Regions from separate parts of the Homo sapiens genome. Here region 1 is linked to region 2. Evidence: chromatin loops called from intact Hi-C (ENCODE). Cell type or tissue: PC-9. All regions are shown on one strand. Each heading gives the region's core, and the rest is flanking DNA. Links, peaks and the distances in the headings are about the cores only.

What was found. A loop is a pair of places that touch in the nucleus more often than their neighbours do. Peaks named below come from ENCODE experiments on the same cell type or tissue, not always from the same donor. Only the 100,000 strongest peaks of a DNase experiment are listed, where the experiment ranks them.
Region 1: it touches region 2 in a loop (5-fold over the local background); 14 of 110 quality-filtered maps call a loop at or near these places.

What each region holds. Positions count from the first base shown.
Region 1 is chrX:19,901,627-19,909,958 of GRCh38, reverse strand. No RefSeq gene overlaps it. Among named protein-coding and RNA genes, the nearest start is that of SH3KBP1, 18 kb to the right of the region's middle. In PC-9, for the core only: a CTCF peak has its summit at 5,038; a DNase peak (open chromatin) is centred at 4,948.
Region 2 is chrX:20,438,873-20,448,125 of GRCh38, reverse strand. No RefSeq gene overlaps it. Among named protein-coding and RNA genes, the nearest start is that of RPS6KA3, 180 kb to the right of the region's middle. In PC-9, for the core only: CTCF peaks have their summits at 5,135 and 5,338 (motif pointing right); a DNase peak (open chromatin) is centred at 5,325.

The sequences.
Region 1 (8,332 bases), core at 333-8,332, 540 kb after region 2:
ACCATGTGATATTTGTCTTTCTGTGCCTGGCTTATTTGACTTCACATAAGTCCTCCAGTTTCTATCCATGTTGTTGCAAATGACAGGATTTCATTATTTTTATGGCTGAATAATAGTCCATTGTGTATATGCACCATGTTTCCTTTATCCATTCAAAAGGAAAGAGTGGAACTGGAATGTTTCTTTTTTTTTTCTTTTCTTTTTTTTTTTGAGACGGAGTCTCCCCTTGTCGCCCAGGCTAGAGTGCAGTGGCAATCTTGGCTCACTGCAACCTCCGCCTTCCAGGTTCCAGTGATTCTCCTGCCTCAGCTGTTGGAGTAGCTGGGATTACAGGCATGCACCACCATGCCCAGCTAATTTTTGTATTTTTAGTAGAGATGGAGTTTCACCATATTAGCCAGGCTGGTCTCAAACTCCTGACCTCAAGTGATCCACCCGCCTTGGCCTCCCAAAGTGCTGGGATTACAGGCGTGAGCCACGGCACCCAGCTGGAACTGGAATGTTTCTAACACAAATAATAAATGCTTAAGGTGATGCATATCCCAATTACCCTGATGTGATCATTACACATTGTATGCTTATATCAAAATATCACATGTTGCCTACAAATATATACAACTATTATGTATCCATGATAATTAAATATATATATATTTTGGCCAGGCATGGTGGCTCATGCCTGTAATCCCAGCACTTAGGAAAGCTGAGGCAGGAAGATCACTTAAGGCAAAAAAAAAAAAAAAAAAATAGAGTCATCAATAGATACTAAATATATGAGGCAATTTTGATGAGCAGGACATTTCAATGTGTAAAAGTGTCTTCTCACAGATCGCTTATTTATTGCAAGGCAGGAAGGAAAAACAGCAATTATACAGTGGAAAGAACAGACAACTCCTTGACTAGGGGATGGAAATTAACATCACCAAGGAGGAGCAGATGGACATCAGTGTGATACTGTTACAGTGGGTAGCTAGTCTGGTATGAGCAGGGCAGGAGAGGGCTCCCCCGACCCACATACCAGGAGTGTCAGGCAACCATCAGGTGATAGTCAGGCGGTGGTTAACTGTCTCTCTAAAATAATGGTGATCAGCAGCTTCCCGATAAGATCTCAGGAGTTGGGAGGAGTAACGCAAGACCCCAGAAGTATGCCAACCTATAAAACCCCAAGTCAAAAGGTCAAACCGTGCACTTGCTTTTCAGGTCGACTGCTTGGCTTTCTTCCAAGTATACTTCATTTCATTCCTGCTCTAAACTTTTTAAATAAACTTTCATTCCTGCTCTAAAACTTGCCTCCATCTCTCCTTCTGCCTTATGCCTCTCAGTCCAATTTTTTCTTCTGAGGAGGCAGTAATTGAGGTTGCTGCAGACCCGTACAGGTTCATTGCCGGAAGATATTTTGGTGCCGTGTGACACGGATATGGATTCTCCACTGCTAACAATAGATAACACAGCATCACTAATATGGTATGTTGGCTGGGAATGCAGCACTTGAATATAATCATAAAGAATCATCAGACAAACCCAAAATGAAGACCATTCTGGTTTTTAAAGAGGGCCTCCATTCTTTCTTTCTTTTCTTTTCTTTTCTTTTCTTTTTTTTTTTTTTTTTTGAGACAGAGTCTCCGTCTGTTGCCCAGGCTGGAGTGCAGTGGCACAATCATGGCTGACTGCAATCTCAACCTCCTGGGCTCAAACGATCTTCCCACATCAGCCTCCCGAGTAGTTGGGACCACAGGTGCATGCCACTGCACCTGGCTTTTTTTTTTTTTAAGAGATGGTGGGGGGCGGTGGGGGGGTCTCCTTATGTTGTCCAGGCTGGTCTTGAACTCCTGACCTCAAGCAATCCTCCTACCTTGGCCTCCCAAAGTGCTGAGATTACAGGTGCGAGCCATCATGCCCAGGCATGTTGATGATTTTGGTCCAAACCAATCTTCATGGCTATGGTGGCAAAATGATGATTTTCTAACTCCAGTGCTCCCTCTACACTTACCAGCTGGCATTGGCATTCTGCTGTAAGCAAGACTCCTCCCTTCTTCCCTGCTTATTTGTCTATTTATTATTGATATGGATTCATTTCTACTTTTTCAGTGGCTTATAATTCATTATTGTCCTTGATTATTTGGGAGCTCAAATGATCCTAGCTTTGGCCAGTGGGAGCCCCTTTAAGCTGATTGCTGTGTCCTCTTGATATGGACCTATCATTCCTTTTTTGACTTTATCTTTTTTATTTCAGTAGGTTTTTGGGAAACAGGTGGTGTTTGGTTACGTGAATAAGTTCTTTAGTGGTGATTTCTGAGATTTTGGCGCACCCATCACCAAGCAGTGTACACTGTAACCAATCTACAGTATCCCTTGCCACCCCCCACCCTTTGCCTCAAGTCCCCAAAGTCCATTGTATCATTCTTATGCCTTTGCATCCTCATAGCTTAGCTCCCACGCATGAGTAAGAACATACAATATTGGTTTTCCATTCCTGAGTTACTTCACTTAGAGTAATAGTCTCCAGCCAGGTGCAGTGGCTCATGCCTGTAATCCCAGCACTTTGGGAGGCTGAGGTGGGTGGATCACCTGAGGCCAGGAGTTCGAGACCATCCTGGACAACATGGAGAAACACCGTCTCTACTAAAAATACAAAAAAAAAAAAAAAAAATTAGCTGGGCGTGGTGGCTCATGCCTGTAATCCCAGCTACTTGGGAAGCTGAGGCAGGAGGATCACTGGAACCCAGAAGGTGGAGGTTGCAGTGAGGTGAGATCACACCACTGCACTCCAGCCTGGGTGACAGAGTGAGACTCTGTCTCAAAAAAAAAAAGTCTCCAATTCCATCCAGGTTGCTACGAATGCCATTATTTCATTCCTTTTTCGTTATTTCATTCCTTTTTATGACTCAGTAGTATTCCATTGTGTGTGTGTGTGTGTGTGTGTGTGTGTGTGTGTGTGTACCACATTTTCTTCATCCACTCGTTGACTGATGGGCATTTGAGCTGGTTCCATATTTTTGCAATTGCAAATTGTGATATGCACCTATCATTTCTTTTTAGCACTTCTTTGCTCTGATGCATAACAAAATGTTTTGGTCTTTATCTTGGACATTCCCTGCCCCAGGCTTGAAATCATTCATTTTTCTAAGGAGTCCTGGTTCCTTTTAGTGGGGGATGGTATTAGAGTCCAAGACTTGGGCCCTAGTGCCCATTGCTACTGGAGTGTCTTTGCTTATAAGCATTTTCAGCAGCCATATCTAGGAAACACACACACACACATACATGCATATATATACATATTTTAGAAATGATGAGGTCACACTGGCACCTACCATCCATCTCCATAGGATTCTTCCTTGCCTTCTCCTGTTTGATATTTGTATGTCCCTTCCTCCACAGTGAGAACCCTGGCTCCCAACATCAAACGATTTAATCATTTGCTCAATCCCATAATACATCTAAAGTAGTTTCGGAATTGCTTCACTTATACCACAGCAGGAAACAAACCTACTAAAAATAGTTCAGGATTTGTTTGCGGTTCTTCAGTGCCATGCCCCAAAGACAGAAGGTATATGGACAAATACTGTGTACATAAATTACTTGCATTAGTCTCCTCCACTCCTACCCCTGTGATATGGTCATGTTCTTCATTAGAAATACAGTTGTTTTTTCCAACTTGTTTTCAGTGGTAGCTCTCCCCACCATCCATGTTTATTTGATTTGATTTTTTTCAATATGTAGAACATTAACATACTTCCTCAAATCAAACTATACCAAAAGGTATGCTCAGGGAAGTGTCACTTCCTCCTGTATTCCTTCAATACTATTCCTTCCCACTCCTTGTAGGTGACCAACTTCGGGTTTCTCATTCCTGTGTATTTTTTGGTATAGACAAGCAGATATATGTATGTTTTCTTATTCCGCCCCCCCTCCCCGTTTTTTTCCATATACAGAAAGCAGCATCTTCTATATTCTCTTTTGCACTTTGCTTTTTTCACTTAAGAAATCTTGGAAATTGTTCCATACCAGTTTGTGCGATTGTCTTTTTTTTTTGACACGGAGTCTTGCTCTGTCGCCCAGGCTGGAGTGCAGTGGCACAATCTTGGCTCACTGCAACCTCCACCTCCTGGGTTCAAGCGATTCTCCTGCCTGGGCCTCCCAAGTAGCTAGGATTACAGGCGCCTGCCACCACACCCAGCTAATTTTGTATTTTTAGTAGAGAGAGGGTTTCACCATGTTAGCCAGGCTGGTCTCAAACTCTTGACCTCAGGTGATCTGCCTGCCTTGGCCTTCCAAAGTGCTGGGATTATGGGCGTGAGCCACCATGCCTGGCCTCATTCTTCCTTATAGCTGCATAGTACTCCACTGTGTAGCTGTTATCATAACTTATTCAACCACACTCTTATATTTGGACATTTAGGTAGTTTGACATTTTGCAATTACAAATCATGCTGTAATCAATAACCTTGTGCATATTTATTTTCATATTGTTGGAAGTGAATCTTCAGAGTAAATTCCAAAAAAAAAAAAAAAAAAGTGAGATTGCTGGGCCGAAGGGTAAAATGTATATGGAATGTTGTTAGATATTGCCAGCCCTTCTCCATGGGAGTTGGACCAGGGTGCATTTCCCCCAGCAGTGGATGAGAGTGCCACTTACCCCACAGTCTGGCCAGCAGTGTATTGACAAGCTTTTGAATTTTGCCAATCTGACCCATGAAAAATGATATCTCAGCATTTCAACCTGAGCTATTTTAATTTCAAACGCTAGAAAAAAGTCCTGGTTACAGTGTGATTGTCAGGTATTGAAACAGATTTTATAGACTCTCAACTTGGTATTCTCTAGAAAACTCTCTGGAAACAGTTTTCACCCTAGGAAAATTTTAGCATACATCCCACCCAACTGGATGGGGATGACTTCTGAACCGCTCTAACTGGTTTTTCTGCAATTTGGTCTCTTCCTGTTCATGTTTTAGCAGGTGGGGACTCTTCTAAAGCTTTCTTGCCCCACCTATTGGGCAAGAAGGGGAATTGAGCTGCCTTTCTAAAATACTGCCTAGAAACCAGATGACATGCAGCGCCCGCCAAGATGTTCTGGCCTCATAGACCTTAGTTCAAAACAAGAATCTAAAGAGAACACGATATGTAGATTTATAGCAATGGCTCCAACATACTTCTAGAACATGTATACCTAAACCACATTCTGGAGAGCGTTAGTTAATAAAGATAGTTGACATATTTTTTCTTAGCCGTTCTAACTCCTACATGTGTAAATTTTGGTGACAGCTGCTTGCTGCAGTTAGCCCCTAAGGTCTCAGATGCTCATTTTAAAAAGTTACTTCTTTACACGAAATGGAAGTAATTATTTTCTGGTTATGAGTAATGCATGCTTGATACGGGAAAGAAATCCTAGAAAATATGGGAAAGTATAAAGAAGAACATTAAAATGACCTGTATGCCTACTACTCAGTGGTAAGCATGGTTAACAGTTTGGTCTTAGTCCTTGTGTTCAGGCACAGTGGCTCACGCCTGTAATCCCAGCACTTTGGGAGGCTGAGGAGGGGGAGGATCATTTGAGTCCAGGAGTTTGAGACCAGCCTGGGCAACATAGTGAGACCCTGTCTCTACAAAACATTAGAAAAAAAAATTAGCTGGGCATGGTGGTGCGCACCTGTGGTCCCAGCTATTCAGAAGGCTGAGGTGGGAGGATCACTTGAACCCAGGAGGTCAAGGCTGCAGTGAACCGTGATCATACCACTCCAGCTTGGGCGACACAGTGAGACCCTGTCTCTGGAGAAAAAAATCCTTGTGTACTTTTGGCACATATATACCCACTTTGCATGCACACACATACACTTTTCTACTCTGTTTCTGTCTCTATATATGTATATATACACATATAGGTGTACATACCTACATATACAAAAATGCTCATTTTTCATCCGGGTGTGGTGGCACACCTGTAGTCCCACCTACTCTGGAGCCTGAGATGGGAGGATTGCTTGAGCCTGGTAAGGAGGTTGAGGTTGCAGTGAACCATGATCATGCCACTGCACTCCAGCCTGGGCGACAGAGCAAGACCCTGTCTCAGAAACAAAAAACAAAAAACTCATTTTCCTACACATTATACATGCACACTTTGTAAACAAAAATTGAATAGTTGTTGGCCAGGTGCAGTGGCCCATGCCTCTAATCCCAGCACTTTGGGAGGCTGAGGCAGGTGGATCACTTGAGCCCAGGAGTTTGAGACCAGCCTGGGTGACATGGCAAAACCCTGTCTCTACCAAAAATACAAAAAAATTAGTTGGATGTGGTGATGTGCGCCTGTAGTCCCAGCTACTTGGGAGGCTGAGGTGGGAGAATCGCTTGAGCCTGGGAGGTGGAGCTTGCAGTGAGCCAAGATTGCGCCACTGCACTCCAGCCTGGTGACAGAGCCAGACCCTGTCAAAAAAAAAAAAAAATTGAATGGTTGTTAACATACCATTTTGTAATTTGCTGTTGTCACTTTTTCCATTCATTAAAAAGCCCTATGGCCATGCACAGTAACTCGCACCTGTAATCCCATCACTTTGGGAGGCCGAGTGGGGAGGATCACTTGAGGCCAGGATTTGGAGACCAGCCTGGCCAATATGGCAAAACCGCATCTCTAATAAAAATTTAAAAATTATCCGGGTGTAGTGGCTCACGCCTGTAATTCCAGCTACTCGGGAGGCTGAAGCATGAGAATTGCTTGAACCTGGGAGGCTGAGGCTGCAGTGAGCCGAGATCACACCACTGCACTCCAGCCTGGATGACAGAGCCAGACCCTGTCTCAAGAAAAGCTCTATAGCAAAACGTTTGTTACATAGTAATCTTTTATTTTATTTTGTTATTTTATTTACTTATTTATTTATTTTGAGACAGAGTCTCGCTCTGTCACCCAGGCTGGAGTGCAGTGGTGCGATTTCAGCTTACTGCAACCTCCGCCTCCCAGGTTCAACCGATTCTCCTGCCTCAGCCTCCCAAGTAGCTGGGATTACAGGTGTGTGCCACCATGCCCGGCTAATTTTTGTATTTTTAGTAGAGACGGGGTTTTGCCATGTTGGCCAGGCTGGTCTCAAACTCCTGACCTCAAGTGATCTGCCCACCTTGGCCTCCCAAAGTGCTGGGATTACAGGCGTGAGCCACCATGCCTGGCCTGCTGTCTTGATTTATGAATTTTAGGCACTATCTATTGAGTTTCTCCAGTAATAGATAAGGATTTTGCTTTCTTACTCCCCTGCCTTCCAACCCCAAAGTCTGCCAATTTATTATTATCATATTTTTTGGTTAATATTAATTGCTTGACATTATACAGCCACATAAATATTGGTTTCTCTCTCTCTTTTTTTTTTGCTGTGTTTTTTTTTCTTTCTTTCTTTCTTTTTATTTATTTTGCTGAACCAGGTGGATTATACAGATTGTTTCCTTTTTTACAACTTAGTTTTTCCCAATGTCAATAACTGCCTTGCATTTTCTTACTTGCTTGGTTTTGGACACTCATTCAAATCCTCTGTGTTAGTTCCCTATGGCTGCTATAACTAGGCCAGAAGTTCAAAGTGGGTCTGACTGGGCTAAAATCAAAGTGTTGACAGGGCTGCATTCCTTCTGGAAGCTCTAGAGGAGAATTCAATCTCTTGCTTTTTCCAGCTTCGAGAGGCTTCTGCATTCCTTGGCTGGTGGCCACCTTCCATCTTCAAAGCCGGCCATGGCCAGTCAAGTCTTCCTCATGCTGCGTCATGACTCCCACACTCTCTTCTTCCCTGTTCTATATTGAAAGGTCCTTGTGATTACATTGAGTCTACCTGCGCAACCCAGGATAAATTTCCCATCCCAAGAGCAGCTAATTGGCAACCTTAATTTCAATTGCAACCTTAGTTTTTTTCATGTAACAACATATTCACAGGCTCCACAGATTAGGGTGTGAACATGTTTGGGAGGCCCATTATTCCACCCAACATCTAGATCCTCCATTAAATCTGCCCGAGGCTTATCAATAGCATGTTCCAAACACTCAGTTAAACCAGACTTCCCTCCTAGAGACTCCATTCAGTTCAAGCTGAACTGACCTGCCAGACAGTGCCATCCAGGGATTTCTCTCTCACTGCATTTGTGTATGGGATCCCTCGTTTCGTAAGTCTCATGTTTCTGCTGTCTTAACATACTCCTTTTTTTTTTTTTTTTTTGGCTGGAGCACATACTTCTGACGTTCTGTAAAACGAGGACATGGGAGGTATGTATTTGGAGTCCTTACATGTCTGAAAATGTCATTATTCCATGTTTATATTTGATTGATGGTTTGGCTGAGTATAGACTTCTAGGTTGAAGAGCCCACTTT
Region 2 (9,253 bases), core at 539-8,538:
CACCGAGAGTATGTGAGAATCACTGTGCATAAGGCCAGAACTAGTGTAAACATCACTAGGCTCCCAATGGGCACTACCCATTAGGCATCCACAAATTGTAGAAGAGAGGTTCAGCAATGCACACCCCAAAGAGAGGACAAAGAGTCTCCTGTGACACCCCTATCCTAAGCGGTATGTTTGCATGTGCACTTTTATAAGGTGTTCCATCTTGTCCTACTTATATTAACCTTCAGGAAGGTCGCCTCAGTGAACTTGGGACATGCTGTTCTTTTTCAAAGTGAATTTGCAAAATATTGCCAGTTCTTTCTTCCCGAAACAAGAAAGAAGAAAAATATCCTACTGCATTATTTCAATAGCTCTAACAAGACGAAATTTTGGCTTCTACCAGGAATAACAAAAGAGAGAGGGAGAGAGAGATTCTGGCTGCAGTCCCTGTAATAACCTCTAATTAGTGCAATGAATAACAGCCACCATCTCTTCTGTTTCCTCAGACCTTTCTGTCACTTCTCTAAGGGTCATAGAGGTTAGTAGCATCATGCCATCAAGAGGCAGCATCTGATTCTCAGCTGCTATTGGCTTTTATCCTTGTTGTTACCCTCCAACATTTGCATCTGTAGCCAATCGTCCACAACTCTTCATGACTTTCTCATTCTAACCTCAAGGCCCCTTGAATTCTCCCAACCTATGCCTAGCCACTTCCATAATGCTCCCAGGGGTACAGAAAAATCTGGATCTTCTCTGATACCACTGGAAAGCAACAAGAGACTTGAGAGTTGGTCTCATGCCCTTCCTACCTAGACTCTCCTAGATGTGCCCCCACTTCCACTCTAGATGATACATTGTGGGGAGAACTTAGACTTTTTCATCCCTTTTCTGTCCATGCCCAAAAATAAAGCACAAGATTCTCTCTACCCTCAGATCCCCAAACCTATCTGAGGGGTTTATCATGCTCATACCCAGTAGCATGCTGGAGCCAGCTCATACGGGCTTCCTAGAGCAAATTGTGTGCATCTCTTTCCAACTTCACAATCAATGATGTCACACTGGTAACTTGAAACTGGCCATAGTGGGAGTATTTACACCAAAAATTGACGAACTGCAAATTAGGGGATTTTTTTTCCCCTTGAAGAACCATCTTTTAAACATTTGCCAGCACATCACTGCCTGTGCCAACATCTTAACTTGACCGGGACAGGGAGTTGTGCGGGGGTCACTGAGCCCCTTCTTAAGGACACACCAATGTCTAAGCTACTCTCTCTCTCTCTCCTTTCTACCTTCCTCTCACTTGCCAGCCTCTGGAAATGTCAAAGTACAACTCTCATCAGAAATATTTCCCAAATATATTGTTTAAGGCACCTAGCTCTCACCTCCCACACATTCTAACTTAATTGGTCTGGGAACAACCTTGGCATTGGGGATTTGGTACAGGTGTAGCCTTGCCACTGGGGATTTTAAAAGCTGCCAGGCAATTCTAATGTGCAACAAAGTTTGGAAACAAGTGTTTAAGATACTGGCTCTCCACCCTAGTTGCACAATGCATCCTCTGGGAAGTATATATATATATATATGTGAATGTCCACCAAAAATCAATTAAAACTGAGTCTTTGCAGGTGGAGTCCAGACACTGTTAGGCTTTACAACATCCTCAGGTGATTCTAATGCAAGGAGAGGATTGAGAACTACTGGTTTATAGCAGAAATTTTGGCTCTGATAGTGTTAAAACTATGCCAGTAAAGCTCAAAACCTTAAAAATTTATTTAGAAGCTCAAAAGCTGTGAAAAGTCATTTCTTTCTATTTTCCTGCTATAACTACCCTACCTTGGGAGCAATCTGTAGAGAAAGGTTTCACTGCTGCCTGAATGGTGCAAGAAAGAGAAGTAAATGAATTCCTGTGGATGGATCATGCAGGGGTTACCATCTAAATATTACTCCCCTACAAGAATTTAAAACAAAACTATCAAAACTACATTCTCTAGTTTTCTTCAAGAGACAGGGGGAAATGGGGTAATCCCCAGGCTTCTGTCTTTTGTTTTTTAGAGTCTAGTTGGCTTTTCATTCTGTTTTTATTTTTCAGACACTCAGATCACTTTAAGGATCTTGTGGCATTGAGTCTCTACTTTGTAGCCAATTGGTCTCACATTTCAGAAGCTTGTTCCTCTAAAATGCACAATTAAATGCTGTCCCATGCTTTTTACTAAAAACTCCATTAGATACTCTATAACTCTCATGATTTTTGTAATCTTACACCCCAGTGAACCCTCAAATCACTTTTCCCTCCTAGATATTTCCCCTTTCCATTTTGATTTATTCAAGAGTTCATCCAACAGATCCACACGCTCAGTGATGGAGGTGGTGATAGTGGTATTGGTAAAAACACTAAATTAGCCACCAGCTCTATTATTTCACTGTGATATTAAGATATATCCCACAAATCCATCAACATGCCCACATGCCATAACAAGCTCACATGCAAATTGAGAAGCAGCCCTTTCAAGTCAGACTGACATGGATTTTAATCTCATGTGTGCCACCAAATAGACATGGGCTTTGGCAAGTTAATCAACCTCTCTGGGCCTCAGTTTCATCACCCATGAACCAGAGATACTTCTCTTAGAGGGGTGTTGTGAAGACCACAGTTAATATATTTAGAGTTATCAATTTAATATGTTAAGGCCTTTGATTATTATTTTGAGGTCTAGGCTTAGCCACATGACTACACCACATAGTGTATTCGTGTGCTTTTCTCACAAGCAGAGAGAAACAGTAAGCTTTCATTTTCCCTTTTTCTTTTAATATATTAGCAACCACTAACCTTTACCTAGCATTCAGTGTACCACATATGTGCCACAGGTTATAATAAAGAAAGGGCAGGGAGACAGAAAGAAGAAAGGAGTGGGAAGTATAGTGCATGAATTATCAACCCTTGCTTTCACACAGCCCCCCACCACCATGAATAATGATTAATATGCAAAGGGGAATTTGTTCCACCAGAAAATGATTCGGATGCCACCCTTACTCTTACGTCCAGAATTCACCACTTTCTAGTGCTCTTCTAATTCTCTTGATGACATACACGGAGAGCTTTTCTTGGGTGCAATAGTTTCTTCTCTGTGCTCCTCCAGCTGCACTTTGTTTTTATCTCCACCAAGCACTTGTCATGTTTTAATCTAAAATTTCCCAATACAGATTTGTTCCTTTCTCGATGTTTCTCAACCTTGACTGCACTTTGTAACCACCTGGGGAGCGCTAAAAAATATTGAAGTCTGGGTTCTACCCCCAGAGATTCTGATTTTATTGAACTGGGAGTGTGACTTGGGTATGGGAATTTTTAAGGGAGACTATAATCTCCAACCAAGTTTGAGACTCCCTGGCCAGCACCCTCCCCAGACTGTGAGCACCATGAAGGCAGTGACTGTGTCATACTCACTTTCATGTCCCTGGTGCATAGTATAGTGGCTGGCACAATGGTTGCTCAATAAATGTAGGAAGATGTTTAAGATCTTGTCATTTCTAATTCTCTCCCAAGTGAGGAAGGAAGTGACCAGGATATCCCTAACATTTGGATCCTGCAATCTTGAGTTCAACAATCCCAGGGGCTCCTATAATTGGATTCTCATGGATAATGATGACACTATGGGTAGTCCCCCCTGGTCCTCCCTTTGTACATTAAACAGATACAGAATAATTTCATGTTATTCAGAAGCCTGAGGGAGATCTATCATCAATCTTGTTCACAAAGGAATAGTGAGAATTCCCTCCCATGAAATGTTTAATGGAAGCAAAAAGAATACTGTAGCAAGATTTCCTTATCAGTGAATAGCCCCATCCAAGTAGAGGCATGTTAGCCCTTGATAGATATGGCAACATGAGACCCTGTTCCATAACCTCCACTGCCGCTCCTTATACCTAATATTTGTTTCATTTGGGACACATTTACTGAACGGATATTTTGTGTAAGATTCTGAGTTTAGTGTTTTGAGAAATTCAAGGAAGTGTTGGCATGATGAAAATACATCAAAATTGCATAGTACTTTAAAGTTTACAAAGCAATGTCACACACAGCACATTCCAAACTATATACTCCAAAGGATTCTTGTTCAGCTCATTCATTTGCCGATAAATTTACAAAGGTATCCAATCCTTCTTCCCTCTCCTTGCCATGGTTACAGCAAACGCTAACACTTTGGTTTCCACATCTAAAGCCAGCCCAACAAGAAAATGAGTTATTACTTGCCCAGGAATAATTTAAGAAGTTCTAGAAAGATCCCACAGCCAAAAGACACCTACCTTCCTCGCCCACATTTGAAATTTCAACATTTGAGAGTCTTCTCTTCCTGATATCCTGCTGGGAGGAGTAAGAGAAAATTCTCACGACTTAATGGATTTGTCAGCTGCTTCGTCATCCCAAGAAGCAAGGGAGAAGGGGAGCAGGATCAGTGATTGTTTGGAAGAGGATGAAGAAAGAAATGCTGGGGAGCCTGGAAAACAAATTCCTCCACCTCCGTATTCCACTTAAGGCCAGTGCTCCTTTTCGGTTTTGGGCAAAGTGATCATGCTCTCTAAATGTCCAAAAACAGGCTTAACTACACTTCTTTCTGAATACGCTCCTTAAATCTGCTTTCACTTGCTTGACATATTTTGTTTGTGTAGTTAAACCTTCTGAATATGAATTGCACATAACTGTCTCCAGATCACCTGACGGGGGGTAAAGTATTTCTCAACAAGGACCCTATTGGCATTTAGGATAGGACAACTCTCCTTCATACTAGAAGTTTTCTCTCCCTCCTCCATCTCAGCAAATGGAAGTAGTGCACCACCCCCCTGTACCCCAGTCACTCTGACAATCAAAAATGCTCCCACACACTTCCAACTGCTCACTGGGAGAGTGGTACTGATTTGGGTTGAGAATCGCTCATTTTACACCCTGAGCAAGCAAGACACAAAAGGCTCACAACCATTTTGGAGAGGCATTTTGCCTGCAGAACTTTGCAGATGGAGTTGTCATCTTATCCTATCACCTTCATTAACAAAGTAAATATTAGAAATTACCCAATCATGTAGAGCCTTTCTACCAGAAACAATACAAAATAAACCGGAAAAGATTCCCCCTCCCATCTTGTGAGAACTTACACATCACATGTATTCCTCTTCAGCTTCCCCTGAATTGAGTTGCTCCCAATAAAATTGCAAATACTTTATTCTGAAACCTTTGAAGAGGATTACTGAAGTGGTGATGTCTTACAGGTTACTCAATCAATACAAGTTGAACTTGACCCCAGACCGGAAAGTTAGGTCTACAAGAGGAACATTTCAGTGTCCCCCAGGGGGCGCCATAACCCCTTCACAAGTCTGTCAGCCCTTTGTTCACAAGTCTGTCAGCCCTTTGTTCTGTGTGTGGTTAGGCTGGTCTGCAGCCCTGTTCCATTATGAGGGTTGCTGTAAAGAATAAATCTCAAATGTGATCACCTGGGGACCAACTAGGTCACCTCTGGTGGCCCCATGGCACTTTGGCTGCACTGAGGTTTCGTAATCCACTCTTTCCCCTCAACAGTTTGATTATCCGTGGCCAAAGGTGATCCCAAGGTGAACCAGACAGTCCTGTTTCCAGGTGACAAGTCTCAAATTAATCCAATTCTCCAAGGTACCAAGCATTCCATTGCACGGGCTCTTGAACACTTCCATCCATTCAGACATACAATGCCTGTATCTCATCAAGAAAGAACCTGAATTCTGTTTCTCTAATCCCCCATGGCTAAGCAATAACTTGAGATAGTCCAAGTCTAAATGCTGAAACAATGCCACCAGGTAGTACAAGATTTCTTTCTCACTTTGCTAAGAACAGATTTTGGAAAGACAATCATTTTTTTCTGCACTCTTCCTATTGGTATCCTTTTTTTTTCTTTTTCTTTATAGTAAATTTCAAAGGCAGACCCAGTAATGCCACTCTTGGGTATATATCTAAAAGAAGTACCCAAACAGCCCTGTTGTGTACACTGTGTATAAAACTGTGTTCCATAGCAGTTTAACTCATTGCAAGTAAAAACTGAGGAAAAATTCATCAATTAGAGATTGGATAAGCAAACTATGGTACATCCATGCAACTGGATACTACCTAGCAATAAAAAAAAATGAACTATTGATGCACACTACAACATGGATGAATCTCAAATATATTATGATAAGTGAAAGAAGCCAGACCAAAAAATAGAGTGCATCTATTTATATGAATTTCAAAAACAGATGAGACTAATCTGTATCTTAAAATTCAGAATAGTAGTTACCTCTGGGAGAGGATGTTATTGGGGAACGAGAATGAGGAAATGTTCTGGGGTGATGAAATTGTTCTGTATCTATTTGCGTGGTAGTTACATGAGTGTATAGATAAAAATTCATCAAACTATACACTTAAGATTTATGCATTTTACTGTAGGTAAATTATTCCTTAATAAAAAGAATTCCAGGGCAAATACAAAATTATAAATATAGCTAAAAGCCCCTGTGAAGCATCTGATGCCCAGTGTTTATACTAATGTTTCTCTCACCCATGTCACACTTTGCAAAGTCATATTTTTATGCTTTCCTCTGAATTATATAATTGAACAGAAGTTGACGGTAACTCTTTCTTCTACAGAGCTGTTTGAGCCACAGGGGCATCCAGGAGAGTAAGCAAAATCTCCCAGCAGTCTCAGTTTAAAAAAATCAGATTAGTTAAGGAAGCACTTCTTCCTCATCCTCAAAACCTTGCCTGGAATCTTTGAGACAGGCCTCCTTTTATGAGGCCTACTAAACTCTACAATGACTGTTGGAGCAATAATTGCCCTATGTCCCCAAGTTTCTTCCTTTTCAAATTCAGTCTTTGCCCATGTGAATAATTTATGATAAGTCTTGTTTAGAAGACAAACACATTGTCTCCACCTGATTGAATGCCCCTTTCAGCCTTTTAAAATGCAATAAAGCAATTCAGTGTTCTAAAATTGTTTTCCCAGGCAAGCATTTAATTACTGCACAATTACCAAGACCATGCATCCAAACTGGCACTTGCTAACTCTATAGCAAGAATAATTTAAAATTTTTTTAAAAAACTATGAAGAGAATCATATTCCAGTTGTATACAACAGCACAGTGGGCTTCTTGAGTGCTTATCACATTTTTATCAAAGTGGAGCCAATTAGAATTTCAAAGGAAGTTATTGCAGCATTGCTTATGAGTTTTTGTTTCTGAACAGGCTAAGAAGAATTTGATGAAAACTTGATTTGTTATTGCATGTCAGAGTTCAAGGCCACTGGCTGAGCTCAGCAGAGGAAAACCCACCAAGAAGCTAAGCTGAGTAAAGAATATCCCAGTAATCTTTCATATTTTATCAAAATGTGAATGTCTTGAGCACATAAGTGGCAACTACAAAAGTTGAAAAACTTTGAATTCATGCCTGTTAAAAGTCATTTAAACATTTAAATTGAAGGATAAAATCAGAAAGCAAAGGCTTCTTAAGGAAGAGTTAGAACCAGAAAATCGAGATCTATCAGTCAATCTTTGGGGCCAACCTGAGCCACACACACCCAGGTTGCAGACCCCACGACTTCCTTCCCAGGTTTGCTAGAGTACTGTCTTAGATGGGGTGCTTCAAGAGCAGACCCTAGACTTGGATTTGCGTGCAAGTGATTTATCAAGGAAGAGCTCCCAGGAGAAACCAGTAAGAATAAGAAAACAGCAAGGCAGGGAAGAGGAGGAAGCCAAACAAGGGTATGATCTCAAGCATTTGGGGCTCACAACTCATCTGGATCCCAAGGAATGCTCTGAAGTGTGAATCCCACCCTGAGGCATGAGAACACCAGTCAGTCATTGGCTAATGGACCTGAGGTGGACGTACAAGGAGATAAACTCCCTATAACTTTAGGTTTTCTCCTAGTGCGTGAAAGTTGGCTCCAAGAGCCAAAGGACAGTTGTCTGAAAAAAAAAAAAAAAAAAACTGAAGGCAGTTGTGTACTGGTAAATGTTTAACAACTGGGTGGGAGCTGGGAGAAAAAGCCTTGATTTGTAGCCATTACCCATTTCCATGATGTAAAATACTCCCACCTTGGCCAATGTCAAACTACTGATTTGATGTCACTGAACATGGGGGTTTGGGAAGAAATGCACAGTAGCACCCCCCATTATATAGTATTTCTACCCTACAGATAAAATAGAAATAATCTCAAGATCATGGATAATAGTAGTATGTAGCAAAATAATTAGGAAGTGAAGAGTTTTTAGTATTTATTACCTTTCGTATAATATAATTTATTTTATTGTAAGTTTATACAGTCAATTCTCATTATTCATGGTACTTTTGTTCTACAAAGTTGCTGCAAACACTAAATCAGCAAATATCAAATCAACATTTCTAGAAGACATACAGAGTTGGGTTCCTGTGAACCTCTGGTCAAAGCATTTTCGTCAACCAACTATATTTTATATGTGTTTCTATTTAAGATGTCTTATTGCCGATTCATTAACACCAAAATCATGGCCCACAGCACTGCAGCTTATGCCTGAATGAAGCTCCTCTAACACGTATGTTTTCCCCATAAAGCACATCACAGCCTTCTTGTGCTTGGGAACATTAGACAGCACTTCAGCACTGTAATTGGAGGCCATTTTAAACAGTGAAATCACCCTCAAAAAGCAGAAAAATGTGAAAAACCTGGCACTAAATATACCACGAAAAGGACGCTTGTTTATAGTATGAAAGCTGAAACAAGAAGCCCTTGTTCAACCTCAGCTGGGAACGTGCACGTCGGGCAACTCAAATTTTTCGCAACTCTGCACACGCACATGTCCACAGATGACCACAAGTATTGATTTGGGGGTTACGAATAAATTTTAGTGAGTAAGTGAATTCACAAATATGGAATCCACAAATAATAGGAGTCAACTACCGTATAACTTAATTTTTAGTAATGGCCATGTTTAACAACCCACTGACAGAATTTCTAAAAATTTAACAGTCAGCTCTTGTAAGCCTGAATGAGCCAGCTCCAGCACAGCACTGACTGGACTAGACATTATCTTGACAACCATCTCCACTGGCCTGTAAACTCCTACTAGGCAGAAACCAGGTCTTGTTTATTTTGTTATTCCAGCACTTAGCACAATGCCTGGCTCATGGCAGGTAATCAGAAACTGTTAATGGAAAAATGGATGAATAAATGCATGCATGCATACAATTCCCCTCTTTTTATTATGACAAAATAATAAACTCACATTGAAAGAGCTT